Regions from separate parts of the Homo sapiens genome. Here region 1 is linked to region 2. The links are chromatin loops, found by intact Hi-C in ENCODE. Cell type or tissue: Caco-2. All regions are shown on one strand. Links, peaks and the distances in the headings refer to the core of each region. The heading gives the core; the rest is flanking DNA.

Evidence for each region. Hi-C counts contacts between places; a loop is a spot of excess contacts. Peaks named below come from ENCODE experiments on the same cell type or tissue, not always from the same donor. Only the 100,000 strongest peaks of a DNase experiment are listed, where the experiment ranks them.
Region 1: it touches region 2 in a loop (16-fold over the local background); 6 of 110 quality-filtered maps call a loop at or near these places.

The regions. Positions count from the first base shown.
Region 1 is chr17:42,615,815-42,624,044 of GRCh38, reverse strand. No RefSeq gene overlaps it. Among named protein-coding and RNA genes, the nearest start is that of TUBG1, 10 kb to the right of the region's middle. RefSeq lists an enhancer at 5,006-5,145. In Caco-2, for the core only: a CTCF peak has its summit at 5,333 (motif pointing left); a DNase peak (open chromatin) is centred at 5,314.
Region 2 is chr17:42,759,065-42,769,564 of GRCh38, reverse strand. It overlaps RAMP2 (receptor activity modifying protein 2), which reads right to left and starts at 8,338. Exons shown (of 4, transcript NM_005854.3): 1 at 8,207-8,338; 2 at 7,666-7,731; 3 at 7,102-7,210; 4 at 6,524-6,968. The coding sequence starts at 8,303. The coding sequence ends at 6,713. RAMP2-AS1 (RAMP2 antisense RNA 1) reads left to right here and starts at 8,308. Exons shown (of 6, transcript NR_024462.1): 1 at 8,308-8,685; 2 at 8,854-8,930; 3 at 9,052-9,139; 4 at 9,685-9,826. RefSeq lists a silencer at 8,135-8,224. In Caco-2, for the core only: a CTCF peak has its summit at 5,965 (motif pointing right); DNase peaks (open chromatin) are centred at 5,974 and 6,270.

The DNA of each region.
Region 1 (8,230 bases), core at 4,354-6,853, 140 kb after region 2:
GGCAGATCACTTGAACTCAGGAGTTCGAGACCAGCCTGGGCAACATGGCAAAACCCTGTCTCTACAAAAAAATACCAAAAAAATTAGCCAGATATGGTGGTGCATGCCTGTAGTCCCAGCTACTTGGAAGGCTAAGGCAGGGAATTGCTTGAGCCCAGAAGGTCAAGGCTACAGTGAGTCGTGATCGTGCCACTGCACTCCAGTCTGGGTGACAAAGCAAGACCCTGTGTCAAAAAAAAAAAAAAAAAAAAAGGGGGAATCTTGGAATAGCTTATGTTATGCATGAATTTTAATAAGTTAATTTCTAGTTGGAGAAATTACATCTTTTTTCCCCATTTTCCAACTCCTCTCTGAAAACAGTCTAGGATTAAAGTCTCAATATTCCTGATCCAATGTGGTCAACACATTAATTTGTCCTGGGGTGTGCTTTTATTTGATTATGTGGCAAATCTCTTAATGTCTTCTTGTTAATGAAAAGAGGAGGAGTAAAAGTTATGGCCTTGACATCATTTTTTCATTTGTTCAACAAATGTTTTTTGAACAGCTACATTGTGCAGGGCCTGTAGTAGATAACAGGGAAATAGAGATAAAGACACTGTCCCATCCCATAAGACATTATCCCACCTCAGCCCCCCAAGTGACTGGGTACAGGCGTGTGCCACCACACCCAGCTAAGTTTTGTATTTTTTGTAGAGACAGGGTTTCACCATGTTGCTGAGGCTGTTCTCAAACTCCTGGGCTCAAGCAATCCCACTGCCTCGGCCTCTGAAAGTGCTGGGATTACAGGTGTGAGCCACTGTGCCTAGCTGGACAACTTATGTTTTGCAACATTTTATTTTGAATTTGAAAAAACAAACCAAAGCATATGATTATATGCAAAAATTATATTTATGTTCAGCAGTCCATCCCTAGCATTTCGAGTATTTATTCATCACTTTAAGAGTTTCATTGAGGCCAGGTGTGGTGCCAGGCACCTGCAGTCCTAGCTACTTGGGAGGCTGAGGCAGGAGGATTACTTGAGCCCAGGCATTTTTTTTTTTTGAGACTCACTCTTGTGGCCCAGCCTGGAGTGCAATGGAGCGACCTTGGCTCACTGCAACCTCTGCCTCCTGGGTTCAAGTGATTCTCCTGCCTCAGCCTCCCAAATAGCTGGGATTACAGATGCCCACCACCATGCCTGGCTAATTTTTGTCTTTTTAGTAGAGACAGGGTTTCACCATGTTGGCCAAGCTGGTCTCGAACTCCTGAAGTCAGGTGATCTGCCCACCTCGGCTTCCCAAAGTGCTGGGATTACAGGCTGAGTCCAGGAATTTGAGGCTGCACTGAGCTATGATCATGCCACTGCACTCCAGCCTGGGTGACAGTGTGAGACCTTGTCTCCTAAAAATAAACAAACAAAACAAACAAACATAAAAACAACAAAAAAAAACTTTTGTTGAGATACTTTATATCCATTTGTATTGCATATTAATGTATACAATTGTATATCATGAATGTATATTTTATAATACTTGTACACTAACTAATATATTATAGAAAGTTCATTTAGAATGTTAAGTTTTCTTGTTGGTCATGGTATGAAAAATATTGAGCTTGTTTCTTTGCTTGCTATTCTTTTGTAGTTCTAAATTTGAATCAAATATATCCACTTTTTTTTTTTTTGAGATAGAATCTCCCTCTGTTGCCCAGGCTGGAGTGCAGTGGCACAATCATAGTTCACTGCAGCCTTGAACTTCTGGGTTCAAGCAATCCTCCTCACTCCAGCCTCCTGAGTAGCGAGGAATACAGGCACCTGCCACCAGCCCTGGCTTATTTTTGTGGAGACAGGGTCTCGCTATGTTGCCCAGGCTGATCTCAAACTCCTGGCCTCAAGTGATCCTCCCGACTTGGCCTCCCAAAGTGCTGGGATTACAGGCATGAGTACCCAGCCTCCACTTGTTTTTTGAAATAACCCTAAACCCTCATGTCTCCCATAGTTTTCAGAAAGAGAGTAAAAATCTGTCTGAAATAAGAATGTATTGATCTCCACCACCAAGCAGTTAGATTTCTCCTTCTGTTCTGTTATAATCATCTCTGTTTTTCATATCTACCTTATTGTCATTTACCATCTGTGGCCACTTTACCTCTAGCTTCTTTTCCTGTTTACTCTTCTACTTATTTACACTTAAAATATACTTGTTTCTGATTATAAAAGTAATACATATTAATTATAGACCATTTGGAAAATATAGAAAACAAAAAGAAAGGCCAGGTGCAGTGGCTCATGCCTTAATCCCAGCAATTTGTGAGGCCAAAGCAAGTGGATCACTTGAGGCCAGGAGTTTGAGACCAATCTGGGCAATACAGTGAGACCCCATTTCTAAAAAAAAAAAAAAAAATTAAAATTAGCCAGGTATGGTGGCACCACCTGTAGTCCCATGTACTTGGCACACTGAGGCGGGAGGATTGCTTGAACACAGGAGTTCAAGGTTACCATGAACTATGATTGTATCACTGTACTCCAGCCTGAGTGACAGAGCAAGACTGTCTCTAAACAACAACAACAACACCCCCAAAAACCACTGAGTGTTTTTTCATTCAAAAAACTGCCAATTTGCTGATTTACATTTTAAGCCAGCTTCAGACAAAGTATCCTAAAACACAGATTTTTATTTTTTTTGAAACAAGGTCTTGCTCTGTCACTCAGGCTGGAGTACAATGGTGTGATCTCGGCTTGCTGCAACCTCTGCCTCCTGGGCTCAAGTGATCCTCCCACCTCAGCCCCCCAAGTAGCTGGGACCACAGGTGCACACCACCATGCCCTGCTAATTTTTGTATATTTTCTAGAGACGGGTTTTGCTGTGTTGCCCGGGCTATTCTCAAACTCCTGGGCTCAAGCAATTTCACTGCCTCAGCCTCCCAAAGTGCTGGGATTACAGGTGCAAGCCACCGCACCAGCCCTAAAACACAGATTTCATCATGTCCCTTCTCACTTAAGAACCTGCAACTGAGGCCAGGCCCAGAGGCTTATGCCTGTAATGCCAGCGCTTTGGGAAGCTGGGGCAAGAGGATCTCTTGAGGCCAAGAGTTTGAGACCAGCCTGGGCAACATAGGGAGACCTTGTCTCTACAAATAATTTTAAAAATTAGCCAGGCATGGTGGCACGCACCAGTGGTCCCAGCTACTTGGCAGGCGGAGGCAGGAAGATAGCTTCAGCCAAGGCTGAAGTGAGTCATGATTGTGCCACCCATACTCCAGCCTGGGCAACAGAGGGAGACCCTGTCTCAAAAATAAAACACAAAAGGCCGGGCACAGTGGCTCATGCCTGTAATCCCAGCACTTTGGGAGGCCAAGGCGGGTGGATCACCTGAGGTCAGGAGTTCAAGACCAGCCTGACAAATATGGTGAAACGCTGTCTCTACTGAAAATACAAAAATTAGCTGGGTGTGGTAGCATGCGCCTGTAGTCCCAGCTACTTGGGAGACTGAGACAGGAGAATTGCTTGAACCTGGGAGGCGGAGGTTGCAGTGAAATGAGATCGCGCCACTGCAGTCCAGCCTGGGTGACAGAGCGAGACTCTGTGTCAAAAAAATAAATAAATAAAACTCTCCAAACCAACAACTGCAATTCAGGTTGCATCACCTCTGAGCACTTCTTAGTGGGTGTGGAGGAAAGAGTGTATTGATTTGGTGCCAGAGGACATGAGGTCTAGTGTGTCTTTTATGTACCAGCTGTGTGATGTTGGACAAATTACTTACCCTCCCTAAACCGATTTCCCTATGATGATAAATGACGAAAAAAACCTCCCTCAGAAAACCCAGATAATGAATGCATGTGCAGGTGCATCATGCAGGGTAAAACACTATCCAAATGGTAACAATGCTATATCACCCCTCTAGTAAAAGTGGGAACCCCTTTAGGTAGGGTCCATTGTGAAGCTTAGTGCTGAGCAACTCAATCTCCGTTTTTAATAAATCCTTGCTTAATTCATGAACAAATATCTACCAGGCCTTAATTCAGCCCTGATTATTTATATGTACTGCTTTGCGATTTTCTAATCATTCTCCGTGGTGGTTTTTCATTTAGGGTGACCAACTGTCCTGGTTTTCCTAGGACTAAGGGAATGTGAAGATTTCTGGGGGCGGGGGGGTTGTTCTTATTTTATTTAATTTTTTGTCCCCATCATGGAATGTTTCTTTTTTTTTTTTGGAGTGGCCGGGGTCTCACTCTCTTGCCCAGGCCGGAGAACAGTAGCGTGATCACAGCTCACTGTCCTTGACCTCCCGGGTCAAGCGATCCTCCCACCTCAGCTTGTGGAGTAGCAGGGACCACAGGTATGCACCACCATGCCTGGCTAATTTTAAAACTTTTTTTTTTTTTTTTTTGAGGTGGAGTCTCGCTCTGTCACCCAGGCTGGAGTGCAGTGACACAATCTCAGCTCACTGCAACCTCTGCCTCCTGGGTTCAAGCAATCCTCCTGCCTCAGCCTCCTGAGTAGCTGGGATTACAGGCCTGCCAGCACACCTGGCTAATTTTTGTATTGTTCATAGAGACAGGGTTTCACCATGTTGGTCAGGCTGGTCTCGAACTCCTGACCTCAAGTGATTCACCCGCCTCAGCCTCTCAAAGTGCTGGGATTACAGATGTGAGCCACCGCACCTGGCCAAATTTAAGTAAATCTTATAAGTGATGTATTAGTAGTTCAGAATGTCAATTTCAAATATTTCTGTTACTTTCCTAGGGCAGCCCCTTCCCTGCTTGAGATACCTGAGAAGGAATGGAAAGGGAGCAAGTGCTGGAGGTGGGCATTACTTGGGGGTGGGTTACATGTTGGATTTCAATGGACTCTCCACTGAGGAGCCCATTTACTAGGGAGATCTAGAATGTTTGCAACTGGTAGAGACCAGGATAAGGCTTAATGGACTGACCCACCAACTCTTTGTCCAGTGTCTCTGCTCGCCACGTGCTCCCCACCCACCGTGTGTGCTCGCCACCTCTTCACGTCTCACTTTCCAAAGTTACAGCTTCTAAGTTTCAGATTCGTTTACACAGCTCTATTTTTGCCTATGAGCTTCCTGATATAGATGTCCGTGTCATGCATGTTTGAGGGTCCCTGGGGTCACATCACACTGAAGTCTAGGAACATTAGCTTTAAACAGCTAATTTTCTTTTATTTAGTTGCAGAGAAGTTCCTATTCCAGGCTTGAGCACTGGCCAGCCTCCAGGCTTTCTGTTTCTGCAGCAGTCCTTGTCTCTCAGCGGGGACAGTCTCTTCTGTGGCTTACAGTCTCTCAAACCACAGGGACTTTTCACTACCAGCACCACCTGCTGTCCTGATTCCCAGAGGCCTCCCTCCCTTTCCACCTGGCCTCTGAGCTGCCCTCTAGTTGACACACTTTGGGGTTTGCAGGCTGGCCAAGAACAGGGAGGGGCTGCCCTGGTTTGGGGTGATGGGTGATCTGGAAATAGCCTTGGGGGAGGGATCTGGTTCTGAAGTTAGCACCGAAGGCTTTGTCTGTGCTTAGAATGCCTGATACTTAGCCATCAGGAAAAGGAGGTGTCTTTGCAGCTCCATTTTTCCCCCCAGGGCATGTATTCACCCCTCTGGGTTGGTGGCTGTAGTACTAACCAGACATAACTTTTATTCTGGACTACCTGGTGTTTTCTCCTGCTCAGGGCTTTACGTGCTACTTAACTGGATCCTCCAAAAGAGGGCCTGGGGGTTGCTTATGGCCTGGAGGTGGGCCAGCTGGCCACTCACATACAGCAGCCTCGCTACTTGTGCCAGCTTGTGATCCCCTACTCAGCACCAGCACTCGTGCAGATGCCTGGAGCAACTAATGCAAGGTTGGTCTTCAAGGGCAGGGGAAGGAAAGGAGGACTGAGGCAAGGAACCTAGTGGTACAGAAGTAGGAGGAGGAGCTGAGAAGGGACCAGGTGCACACTGGTTTTCACTGAAGTCATCTTCCTTCCTTTTGGGAGAACAGGCAGCTGGTTCACACCAACCAGGCTGGCTCTCCCTGAGTCAGCCCCCTGAAGACACTGGCAACTGATAGTGACAGGCTGGTTGTCTTGGCTGTGATGATAACAGGCTCGTGGCCTCTCTGCTACCCCTCAGTAGCCTAGGGCCTAGCTTCTGATGGCCTGTTCTCTGCCCATCAGTCCTGAAAGGGTCCCCTCTGTTCATAGGGGCCTGGCCTGTATATTGTTCTCTGTTCACATGTAGAGCTTTATGAAAGATAAACAGGTTCATACTTACCTGGCAAAGGGGGGATAACCATGAAAGATAAACAGGTTCATAGAAGGAAAAGTACATTCCTAGGCCAATAGTGAGCAAGTACAGTTGTCTCTTGGTACCCACAGGGTATTGGTTCCAGGACACCCAAGGATGCCAAAATCTGCAGATCCTTAATTAAATAAAATGGTTTAGAAAAAATAAAATATGGCCATGGCTCATGCTTGTTATCCCAGCACTTTGGGAGGCCAAGGTGGGCAGATCACTTGAAGTCAAGAGTTCGAGACCAGCCTGGCCAACATAGAGAAACCCCATATCTACAAAAAATACAAAAATTAGCTGGGCATGGCGGCGCATGTGTGTATCCCAGCTGCTAGGGAGGCTGAGGCACAAGAATTGCTTGAACCTGGGAGGAAGAGGTTGCAGCGAGCCGAGATGGTACCACTGCACTGCACTGGGCAACAGAGTGAGACTGTCTCAAAAAAAAAAAAAAAACAGAAAGAAGAAAATATATAAGATGGTGTAGAATTTACACATAACCTATGCACATCCTCCTGTACAGTACTTTAAATCATCTCTAGATTACTTGTAGTACCTAATACAAGGTAAATGCTTGTAAATCATTGTTATACTGTATTGGTTTTTATTTGTACTTTTATTGTTATTTTTATTATTTTTTTGAGACAAAAGTCTCACTCTGTTGCCCAGGTTGGAGTGCAGTGGCGCGATCTTGGCTCACTGCAAGCTCCGCCTTCTGGGTTCACGCCATTCTCCTGCCTCAGCCTCCCGAGTAGCTAGGACTACAGGCGCCTGCCACCATGTCTGGCTCATTTGTTTTTTTTTTTGTATTTTTAGTAGAGAAAGGGTTTCACCATGTTAGCCAGGATGGTCTCGATCTCCTGACCTTGTGATACGCCCATCTCAGCCTCCCAAAGTGCTGGGATTACAGGCGTGAGCCACCACACCCGGCCTTATTGTTTTACTTTTATTTCTTTTTTTGAGACGGAGTCTTGCTCTGCCACCCAGGCTGGAGTGCAGTGGCGCAATCTCGGCTCACTGCAACCTTCGCCTCCCAGGTTCAAGCGATTCTCCTGCCTCAGCCTCCTGAGTAGCTGGGATTACAGGCATGCACCACCATGCCCAGCTAACTTTTTGTATTTTTAGTAGAGATGGGGTTTCACCATATTGGCCAGGCTGGTCTCCTAACCTCAGGTGATCCGCCTGCCTTGGCCTCCCAAAGTGCTGGGATTACAGGCGTGAACCGCCGCACCCGGCCTTGTTATTGTATTTTAAAAATTAGTATCTACCAGCCGGGTGCGGTGGCTCACACCTGTAATCCCAGCACTTTGGGAGGCCGAGGCAGGTGGATCATGAGGTCAGGAGATCGAGACCATCCTGGCTAACACGGTGAAACCCCGTCTCTACTAAAAATACAAAAAAATTAGCCAGGCGCAGTGGCGGGCACCTGTAGTCCCAGCTGCTTGGGAGGCTGAGACAGGAGAACTGCTGGAACCCGGGAGGTGGAGCTTGCAGTGAGCCGAGATCATGCCACTGCACTCCAGCCTGGGGAATAGAGCCAGACTCCATTTCAAAAAAAAAAAAATTAGTATCTACCACTTCATAGGGTTGTTGTGAGGATTCAACAAAATAATGTACTTCTCACAGCGTATGTGTGCGTGTTAGCTGTCACTACTATATAACTTTATGGTGTGTATAAGAGCCTAATGGGGCCCTGACAACCCACCATGCTCTAAGGAGAACCTGCTTTGCCCTTTTTATCCTGAAGATTTAGGTGGTGTGTGCCTGTGATCCCAGCTACTTAAGAGGCTGAGACAGGAGGATCGCCTGAGCCAGGGAGGTCGAGGCTGCAGTGAACCGTGATTATGCCACTGCATTCCAGCCTGGGTGACAAAGCGACAGAGCAAGACCCTATCTCAAAAAAAAAAAAAAACAATCCTGAAGACTTAGGCCCCTATGTATTTACTACCTCCCTGCAATCTTCCACCAGAAGTAGAA
Region 2 (10,500 bases), core at 4,956-7,455:
TCAGGTGATCCGCCTGCCTTGGCCACCCAAAGTGCTGGGATTACAGGCGTGAGCCACCGGCCCAGCCTTTTTTTTTTTTTTTTTTTTTTTTTTTTGAGGTGGAGTCTCGCTCTTTCGCCCAGGCTGGAGTGCAGTGGTGTGATCTTGGCTCACTGTAACCTCTGCCTCCCGGGTTCAAGCAATTCTCCCTGTCACAGCCTCTTGAGTAACTGAGATTACAGGCACCGCACCACGCCTGGCTAATTTTTGTATTTTTTAGTAGAGACAGGGTATCACCATGTTGGCCAGGCTGGTCTCGAACTCCTGACCTCAGGTGATCCGCCTGCCTCGGCCTCCCAAAGTGCTGGGATTACAGACGTGAGCCACCATGGCTGGCCTTTGACACTCCTTTATTCTTGTTCTGCTATTACATCTCTGATCTTCCCTCTGTCCCTCTTATTTGTTTATTTATTTTTGAGATGGAGACTTGCTCTGTCGCCCAGGCTGGAGTGCAGTGGCATGATCTTGGCTCACTGCAACCTCCACCTCCCGGATTCAAGCGATTCTCCTGCCTCAGCCTCTCCATTAGCTCTCCAGACTACAGGCGCCCGCCACCACGCCCGGCTAATTTTTTGAATTTTTAGTAGAGATGGGGTTTCACTGTGTTAGCCAGGATGGTCTCAATCTCCTGACCTCGTGATCCGCCTGCCTTGACCTCTTAAAGTGCTGAGATTACAGGCGTGACCCCACCACGCCCAGCCTATTTATTTGTTTTTTTGAGACAGGGTCTTACTCTGTTGCCCAGGCTGGAGAGTGCAGTGGTGTGATCTTGGTTCACTGTAGCCCGACCTCCCAGGCTCAAGCGATCTTCCCATCTCAGCCTTTTGAGTAGCTGGGACTACAGGCATGCACCACCACACCCGGCTAACTTTTAAAATTTTTGTAGAGATGGGTTTTTGCCATGTTACCCAGGCTGGTCTCGAACTCCTAAACTCAATCAATCCTCCTGCCTCAGCCTCCTAGTGCTGGGATTATAGGCATAAACCACTGCACCCAGCCCTTTTCTCATTCTTTAAGTGTGATGTTTCCTAAGAGTGTAACTCAGCCTTCTTCTTTTCTTTTCTTTTTCTTTTTTTTTTTTTTGAGACCAAGTCTCGCTCTGTTGCCCAGGCTGGAGTGCAGTGGCATGATCTTGGCTCACTGCAACCTCTGCCTCCCAGGTTCAAGCAATTCTCCTGCCTCAGCCTCTCTAGAAACTGGGATTATAGGCGCACACCAACATGCCTGGCTAATTTTTGTATTTGTGGTAGAGACAGGGTTTCATCATGTTGGCCAGGCTGGTCTTGAACTCCTGACCTCAGGTAATCTGCGCACGCCTTGGCTTCCCAAAGTGCTGAGATTACAGGCACGAGCCACTGCTCCCGGCCAGCCTTCCTCTTTTCAATGAACCATTCTGTCTTAGAGTTCTCATCTATCTAATGGCGTTACGGCGCACTTCCGTGCAGGAGACTCCCACACCTATATTTCCAGACCCAACCTCTTTCCACTCCCATCCCCCCATTTCTAACTCTCTGTGGAACATAACAGCTTGTTCCACTGTTACCTTATAATTGTACATTCTTTTCTTCAGGACAGTTCTTCCTCCTCAATGGCTCTTTTCTATTATTACTGCCATAATTGTCCTAGTAACTCAAGTCCAAAGCCTGAGTCACCCCTAACCTCTCCTCTCCCTCAGCCCTGGCCTCTCCCTCCTGTTTTATCCAAGTCCTGCTAATTTCCTCCCTAGGGGAGAGAGTAGAAAGGGAGGTGAATTAGGAAATTATTGCAATAATCTAGGCTTGAGAAAATGAGGACATGGAGCAAAGGAGTGTTGAATGGGGAAGTGGACAATATGCCCTAAAGATATTTTGAGTTTTCACCTGAAATAAAGGTTTGCTTTATTTCCATGAATGCATCTGTTTTCCCTAAAGATATATCTACTCCCTTCATGGCATGTATTTGCCTTCATGCATTTCATGAATATACATCAAGGGTCTGTTGGTATTTTTTTTATTTTTTTTAGAGACAGGGTTGCCAGTGGTGGAGTGCAGTGGCCCAATCATACCTCACCATAACCTTGAATCCCTGATCCTCCCCACTCAGCCTCCCAAGTAGCTGGAACTACAGACATGTGCCACTACATCCAGCTGAGTTCTTATTTGTTTGTTTGTTTGTTTGTTTGTTTTTGAGACAGAGTCTCACTCTGTTGCCCAGGCTGGAGTGCAGTGGCACGATCTTGGCTCATTGCAACCTCCGCCTCCCAGGTTCAAGTGATTCTCCTGCCTCAGCCTCCTGAGTAGCTGTGACTACAGGTGCATGCCACCATACCCAGCTTTTTTTTTTTTTTTTAGACGGGGTCTCACTCTGTCGCCAGGTTGGAGTGCAGTGGCGCAACTGCAACCTCTGCCTCCTGGGTTCAAGCGATTCTCCTGCCTCAGTCTCCTGAGTAGCTGGGACTACAGGCGCGTGCCACCACACCCGGCTAATTTTTTGTATTTTTAGTACAGATGGGGTTTCACTGTGTTAGCCAGGATGGTCTCAATCCCCTTACCTCGTGGATCCACCCACCTTGGCCTCCCAAAGTAGTGCTGGGATTACAGGCGTGAGCCACTGTGCCAGCTTTTTTTTTTTTTTTTTTTTTTTTTGAGACAGAGTTTCGCTCTGTTGCCCAGGCTGGAGTGTAATGTTGCGTTCTCAGCTCACTGCAGCCTCTGCCTCCCAGGTTCAAGCGATTCTCCTGCCTTAGCCTCCGGAGTAGCTGAGATTACAGGCATGCACCACAACGCCCAGCTAGTTTTTGTATTTTTAGTAGAGATAGGGTTTCACTATGTTGGCCAGGCTGTTCTCGAACCCCTGAGCTTAGGTGATCTGCCCATCTCAGCCTCCCGAAGTACTGGGACTACAGGCGTGAGCCACCGCATCTGGCCTAATTTTGTATTTTCAGTAGAGATGGAGTTTCGGGCTGGGCGCAGTGGCACACGCCTGTAATCCCAGCATTTTGAGAGGCCGAGGCAGGTGGATCACCTAAGCTCAGGAGTTCGAGACCAGCCTGGTCAACTCAACATGGTGAAATCTCCCGTCTCTACTCCAAATATAACAGTTAGCTGGGCATGGTGGCACATGCCTGTAGTGCTAGCTACTTGGGAGGCTGAGTCACAGGAATCGCTTGAACCAGGGAGGCAGAGGTTGCAGTGAGCCAAAATTGCACCACTGTACTTTGGCCTGAGCGACAGAGCAATGCTGTGTCTCAAAAAAAAAAAAAAAAAAAGAGATGGTGTTTCGCCATGTTGGTCTCAAATTCCTGACCTCAAGTGATCCACCCACCTCAACCTTCCAAAGTGCTGGGATTACAGGCATGAGCCACCTCGCCCTGCCTGTGTTTTTTTTTTTTTTTTGTAGAGACATGGTCTCACTATGCTACCCTGACTAGTCTTGAACTCCTGGCCTCAGGTGATCCTCCCACCTCAGTCTCCCAAAGCGCTGGGATTACAGGTATGAGCCACCACATCTGGCCTCTTCCTCCCGTTTTTAATCCTATCCTCTACTTTATAATTATTTTCCATTACCCCATTCAACACTCCTTTGCCCCATGTCCTCATTTTCTCAGGTCTGGATTATTGCAATAATTTCCTAATTCACCTCCCTTTCTACTCTCTCCCCTAGAAGAACGTACTCCAGCTATGGCCTAGTCATCTACCAACTCTGCAGTCACCCTCCTGTGATCACACCCCTTGTGATCTTCTCAGCCAGATGTGATCCCTTTTTCCCTCACACTCAGATAACATTTGGTTTGTATCCCTAGCATGATTCTCATTACACTTTTGTTTTGGTTTGTTAATTTGTACACGTCAACTTTCTCACTAGATGAAAGCCACTGAGGGCAGAAAACCAGACTCTATCTAACCTATCTTTCCAACATAATACACCACACAGTGTCTTTTTTGTTTTGTTTTGTTTTGTTTTTGAGATGGAGTCTCACTCTGTCACCCAGGCTGGAGTGCAGTGGCGTGATCTTGGCTCACCACAACGTCTGCCACCCAGGTTCAAGCAATTCTCCTGCCTCAGCCTCCCGAGTAGCTGGGATTACAGGCGCCTGTCACTGCAACTGGCTAAGTTTTGTATTTTTAGTAGAGATGGGGTTTCACTGTCTTGGTCAGGCTGGTCTTGAACTCCTGATCTTGTGATCTACCCGCCTCAGCCTCTCAAAGTGCTGGGATTACACTCCCAAAGTGCTGGGAGTGCGTGAGCCACTGTGCCCGGCACACACAGTGTTTTATACCAGCAGGTCCTTGATGTATATTAATAAAATGCATGAAGGCAAATACATGCTACAAAGGGAGTAGATATACCTTTAGGGAAGACAGATGCATTCATGGAAATTAAGGAAACCTGTATTTCAGGTGAAAACTCAAAATATATATACTTTTTTTTGAGACAGAATCTCGCTCTGTCACCCAGGCTGGAGTGCAATGGAGCGATCTTTGGCCCACTGCAACCTCTGCCTCCCAGGTTCAAGCAATTCTCCTATCTCAGCCTCCTAAGTAGTGGGACTACAAACACACACCCCAACGCCTGGCTAATTTTTGTATTTTTAATAGAGACGGGTTTCACCATATTGGTTAGGCTGGTCTCGAATTCCTGACTTCAGGTGATCCACCAGCCTTGGCATCCCAAAGTGCTGGGATTACAGGTGTCAGCCACCGCGCCCGGTCAGAAAACTCAAAATATTTTTAGGGAACATATGTGTGCCTAGAAAAACAGATGCACCCTGAGAGATGTGTGTCTCAGAGAATGAATAGGCATGTTCCAGGAATCATACAAGCATATATGGAAAAGGCAGGATACCCCAAGAAATGGACATGCATGTACTCAAGAAGGCAGATATTTCAACAAGAAGGAAAGTCCCTAAAGAGGCTCGGGGTGCCACAAGGAGTAAACAGATGTATCCATGGAGAATAAAGTTGTTTTGGAGATATTTTTGGAGACCTGGCAGTTGTGTCTGATGGAGAGTTGAAGGTGTAGGTTACCTGGTAAGAAATGGGCCTCACTATCCAGGGAACATATAGGTGTGTTCATATACAGCAATGGTGACTTGTAGAGAGGGGCTGGGTATGATCCTAGAAAGTAGGAAGGTATCTGAAGAGAGTGTTGTTTGTCTCAGGAAGCTGATAGCGGGGTCCAGCTAAGAACTAGTGGTTGTGCAGGCACAGCAGGCTCATGCTTGTAATCCCAGCACTTTGGGAGACTGACTGGGGAGGAGCACTTGAGGCCAGGAGTTCAAGACTAGCCTGGGCAACACGGTGAGACCCCATCTGTATAAAAAAACTTAAAAAAAAAATTAGGCCGGGTGTGGTGGCTCGTGCCTGTAATCCCAGCACTTTGGGAGGCCGAGGTGGGTGGATCATGAGGTCAGGAGATCGAGATCATCCTGGATAACACAGTGAAACCCTGTCTCTACCAAAAATACAAAAAATTAGCCGGGCGTGGTGGCGAGCACCTGTAGTCCCAACTACTCTGGAGGCTGAGGCAGGAGAATGGCATGAACCAGGAGGCAGAGTTTGCAGTTAGCCGAGAGCATGCCACTGCCCTCCAGCCTGGGTGACGGAGCAAGACTCCATCTCAAAAAAAAAAAAAAAAAAAAAAAATTAGCTGGGCATGGTGGCTCACGCCTGTGGTCCCAGCTACTTGGAAGTCTGAGATGGGAGGATCCTTGAGCCCAGGAGGTCGAGGCTGCAGTGAGCCATGTTTGTGCCACTGAACTCCAGCCTGGGTGACAGAATGAGACCTTGTTTCAACAAACAAACAAACAAACAAACAAACAAGGAACTAGTGATTGCTGTAGAGATGGCAGTTTTCTGACCCCAGGGTCCAGTGCTCCTCAGCCTTGAGCTTCTTCCAGATCAGATACGTCTTCTGGTTGCTGGCTTTAGTGGACACCAGGGGGCAGTGTGTTGCTAGGCTGCAGGCCACACCCAGTCCAGGACAATGTAGGATGAGGGCAAGGGACATGGAGAGGGGTGGTGAACCTAGTAAAGGAAGCCCCCACTGCTTTCTCCCTCAATTGTGAGGGCCTTAGGAATGGATTCCTGTTGCTCAGTCAGGGTTCCTCTTCCCAGGCCCTGTGAGTAAACTGAAGCATGAAGAAGAGGAATAGTCAGGGCTCCTGGGCAGCCTCCTGCTCCTCTTGCAGGAGTCACAAGCAGAGATTCCTCCCTTGCCCCTTCCCCCACACCTCCCCAGTTGCAGGCCCCCAGCTGCTGTCCAGACCGGAAGGGAGTCTCTTCCTGCTTGTTTCCTGGAGCCGAGTTTGGATATAGGCAGGAAAGGCCCGCCTGGGAGGAAAGAATATAGGGGTGTGACCTTCATGGAGGCAGGGAGCAGGGGGGCAGGTGAAATGAACAGAACAATGGGCCATCCAGATTTTTCCAGTTCTACTACCCAGGGCTGAGGGCCTGTGGCAGTGGCAGGGAAGGACACAGGTTCCACTGAAATGGGGAGAAGGACATTGTACAAAAAAAAAGTTTTATTTTGAAGATTACAGAACTTGTGCCATGACCCCACCTGGCTTCCATTCCCAGCAATCCAGGGATCTGTGGTGGGGATGAGAGTGAGAAAAGGGAGTAGGAGGGGAGGAGGGAGGCCTGGTGGGGGTGGGGAAGTGGAGTAACATGGTTGTTGAGAAGCTCGTGGCCCCCTAGGCCTGGGCCTCACTGTCTTTACTCCTCCATACTACAAGAGTGATGAGGAAGGGGATGAGGCAGATGGGGGCTATGATCATGGCCAGGAGTACATCCTCTGGGGGGTCAGAGAAGGTGGGCTGCACCAGGGAGCAGTTGGCAAAGTGGATCTGGTGAGTCTCAAAGATGATCCTCTCTGCCAAGGGATTGGGGAAGCCCAGGTCAAACAACTCTGCAAAGTGCTCCAGGCAATCTCGCAGGGTGCTATAAGGCCTAGGGGCAGAAGAGGACTTGAGTGAGAGAGGGGGTGGACCCAGGGAGAAGAGTGCCCCACTCTCACTCAGGGTCTACCTGCAATGAGCAGGTCCACCCCCTGGCCTGAGCCACCCTCCATCACTGCCCCTACCTGCTAATCATGGCCCAGTCGCACCAATCCTTTTCGATAGGATCCATTTGATCCTTATAATGATTCCAGCAAAATTGGACAGCTGTCTCATAGTTCTTCACCGTCCCCCCTGTAGGTACAGATGCTACACAATGACCACACCCCTACCCCTCCCTACAAACCCTCCTGCCCAGGTGCTTGCAAGGTGAACTGCCTGTCTTCAAACGTGGGAACCCTTCAGAAAGTTTCCCTAGCAAAACATTCTGGCTGAGGACAGAGTCCCAGCTCAGGAATCCTATAATGACTTCCATGTGCTAAGCACTTTCCATCCCAGCCTGATAAGAACTTCCACGTACACCTTTTCCTGGGGTCTTCTCGCCCACTTGTGAGGTGGGCAGCTCAGAGCCGTGCAGGGGCTTTGTAGGAGGACAGGGAGAAAGACCACGAGGAACCCCAAGAAAGAACAGAGGGGAGTGTAGTGGGGCATCAGCTGGGGTTGGGCAGGCCTCGTGGGAAAGGAACCCTCCCCACTGAACTTGCTCTCGTCCTTACCCTCGGCCACCCTTCCACACCCTGGGTACCCACCTTCTGACCCTGGTGTGCCTGTGGTGGGAAGAGGCTGAGCCAGGGCCTCGTGGGGATTCAGGACAGCTGTGGGAAGAAACGGGAGAGGAGGGTAACATAGCGGGGACCCCGGCAGTGGAGCCTGCGAGGGGGGTTGGGGGACTGAGACCCTCCGAAAATAGGCTACCTTGGAAGAAAAGGAGGAATAATCTAGCCCCCACGGACGCCTCAGTGCCGGGGAGGGAGGGGCTGGCACCAGCTCCTTGTCACTCACACCCAGGCCCAAAGCCCCCTCATCTCTGGCCAGCTTCCGTCCTCCTAAGCCCTCTTCGAGGGGCCGGGGCCAGCACCCCAGCTTTCCCTGGGTGGGAAGCAGCTCATGCTGCGCCCGCCCCGAGGTGGGGTCAGGGACCGTCCGAGGGCCAGTGCTGCTAGGTACGTCGGTCCTAACCCGCACCCCAGGGCCCGTTCCGGCCTCGGCCATCCAGCCCCTCTCCCCTCTCCCCTCTCCCCTCCGGGGCCTCTCGCGCCTCCCGCCCGGGCCTCGGGGCGCCGCGCTCACCGCCCAGCAGGAGGAGGAGGCGGAGCGCTGCCGGCCGCCCGACTCGGGTCCTAGGGAGACGCGGGCCGCCGGCGCGCTCCACCCGGAGCGAGGCCATCGTGCAGCAAGGAGGCGAGGAGCGGCGGCGGCGCTGAGCCGGGCCCGGGTGTGGGGGCGCCTATATCCCCAGCCCAAGCTGCAGGAAGCCGCGCCGCTTCCTCGGAGGGGCTGGGACGGCGGCGGCCACGTGGGGGGCGGGGGCGACGCTCGGGGCCCGCGGCTGGAGGGGGAGTCGCTGCCTCACCCGCGCCTGGCGCCCGCGGCTCCCTCCGCCTCGCCGGCGTTGGCCCACCCTCTCGTAGCTCACCCCGCGAGGCTGGACAGCTCCCGGAACCCCGGAACCGGGATCTATTTCGGGGGCTCGGCTGCGTGGCGCCCAGGACTCTCCAGGGTCTCCCAGGATCGCTCCCCGAATTCGAGTCGCCCCCTCTCTCTTTCGGGTCTGGAGGGGTCGGCAAGCTGCTCTCCCAGACGTGGAGAAGAGGGAGGGGGCTGGGAGCTCCAGCGGCCTCTCGACGCCGCTGCTTCTAAGGGGCTGTCCTGGGTTGTGGGGGAAGGGGCGCCTGGAGCTGAGCCATGCAGCTCAGGGTTCCTTATCCTATCCCTAGGAATACCAGCTGATGTCAGTCCGCCAGCCAAAACCAGGGAGGAGAAGCGGGAGCCAGCCCTCTGGAGTCGGGAGAAGGTCTGGGGAGTGGGGTAGAGGGGAAAGCAAAGTCCAAATACCTTCCCTTCAGACACCTCCTGGGGCCTAGACCCCACAAACCTGTTGTGGGGAGGGCAAAATACGATGACTACGTTCCCAGGAAGAAGGTGCCACAGCTCTTCAGGACCACGGTTGGGAGAAAGAATGGAGGGGTTTTAGAACCTTCAGTGTGCGACTTCATGTGCCAGGTGAGTGTAACACCATTTTACAGACCGAGAAGCTAAAGCTCAGGGCCAACAGCCCGGGATTTGAATTCAGAAGCTCTGGGTTCTAATTCTGTCTTCTTACTCCCCAGCTATAGAGCCTTGAATGACACGTTTACCTTCAGGACTTCTCATGTGAAATAGGGACATTCCCCTCCTCACTGTATGATGGCAGCTGTGAAAGGGCACTGCACTCGCTAAATGCTAGTTTCCTTTCCTCTTTTCCTAAGTGACTTATCTAAGGTCACACTGTTAAGGAAGCAGCAAGGCTGAGTCTGGGCCTCCGGGGGTCCTGACTTCAGCCACACCACAGCTGCTTCTTGTGTCCTGGGCCAGAGGTTCATTAGTCTGAAGCAGCTGAGGAGCCCAGGAGCTGGTTTGGCCATGACGTTCAAGTCCCAGACACAGCTGTCAGCACCAAACTTTCCTAAATTACTCCCAGACACTGACCCTTGGACTCAGCTGCTGCTGTTGTCCCAGTTTACTGATTCCTGCCCACCACAAATTATCTGTCCTGATCTCTCCTGAAGTCTTCATCTCAGGATCTCAAGCTCTTGGATCATGGGCACGGATAACCTGTTGTCCTCCTCTATGGTCAAGAGGCTGCTTTTGCAAAGAATCCAGTGGGAGAGAGTCAATGGCCTGCTTGACGTGAACTCCAAAGTCCTCCTGGTAAGGATCATTTCTACAATGATGCAGAAAAGAGCCATGCAGTCTCTGAGACATTTCAGGCTGGGACCAAATCTAGTCCTTCCTGCCTGCCTAGGATTGCTCCTTTCAAGAAGGAAGCATGGGAGATTTCTGAGTGATAAGATGGGAGGAAGGAGCAAGGAGGTGCAGAAAGCAAAACAAGCCATTTTCACTGGGTTGGGGCCAGAAGCACATGAGCCCACTATGGGTTAGGACTGGGGTTGGGGTCAAGATTAAAGGGGACAAAAGCAAATGTTAGATTTAAAATAGAGCCTGGGCAACATAGTGAAACCCTGTCTCTACAAAAAAAAAACTATAAAAAAATTTTTAAAAAATTAGCCTGGCATAGTGGTGTGCACCTGTAGTCCCAGCTACTCGGGAGGCTGAGGCAGGAGGATCACTTGAGCCCCAGAGGTTGAGGCTGCAGAGAGCTGTGATTGTGCCCTATCTCAAAAAAAAAAAAAAAGGACAATATGGCATAATGATAATGGATAATCATAACGGATGAAAGAAAAAAACTGATGAGGATTCTGAAGGTAGGTTCTGCCTCTGTCTTACTGCAAGTAACTTGAGCAGGTTATTTCACATCTCTGGAGCTCAAGATTTTCATATGTAAAATGGCCTTAAGATCAAAAAAGAAAATATAGGTAACTTGG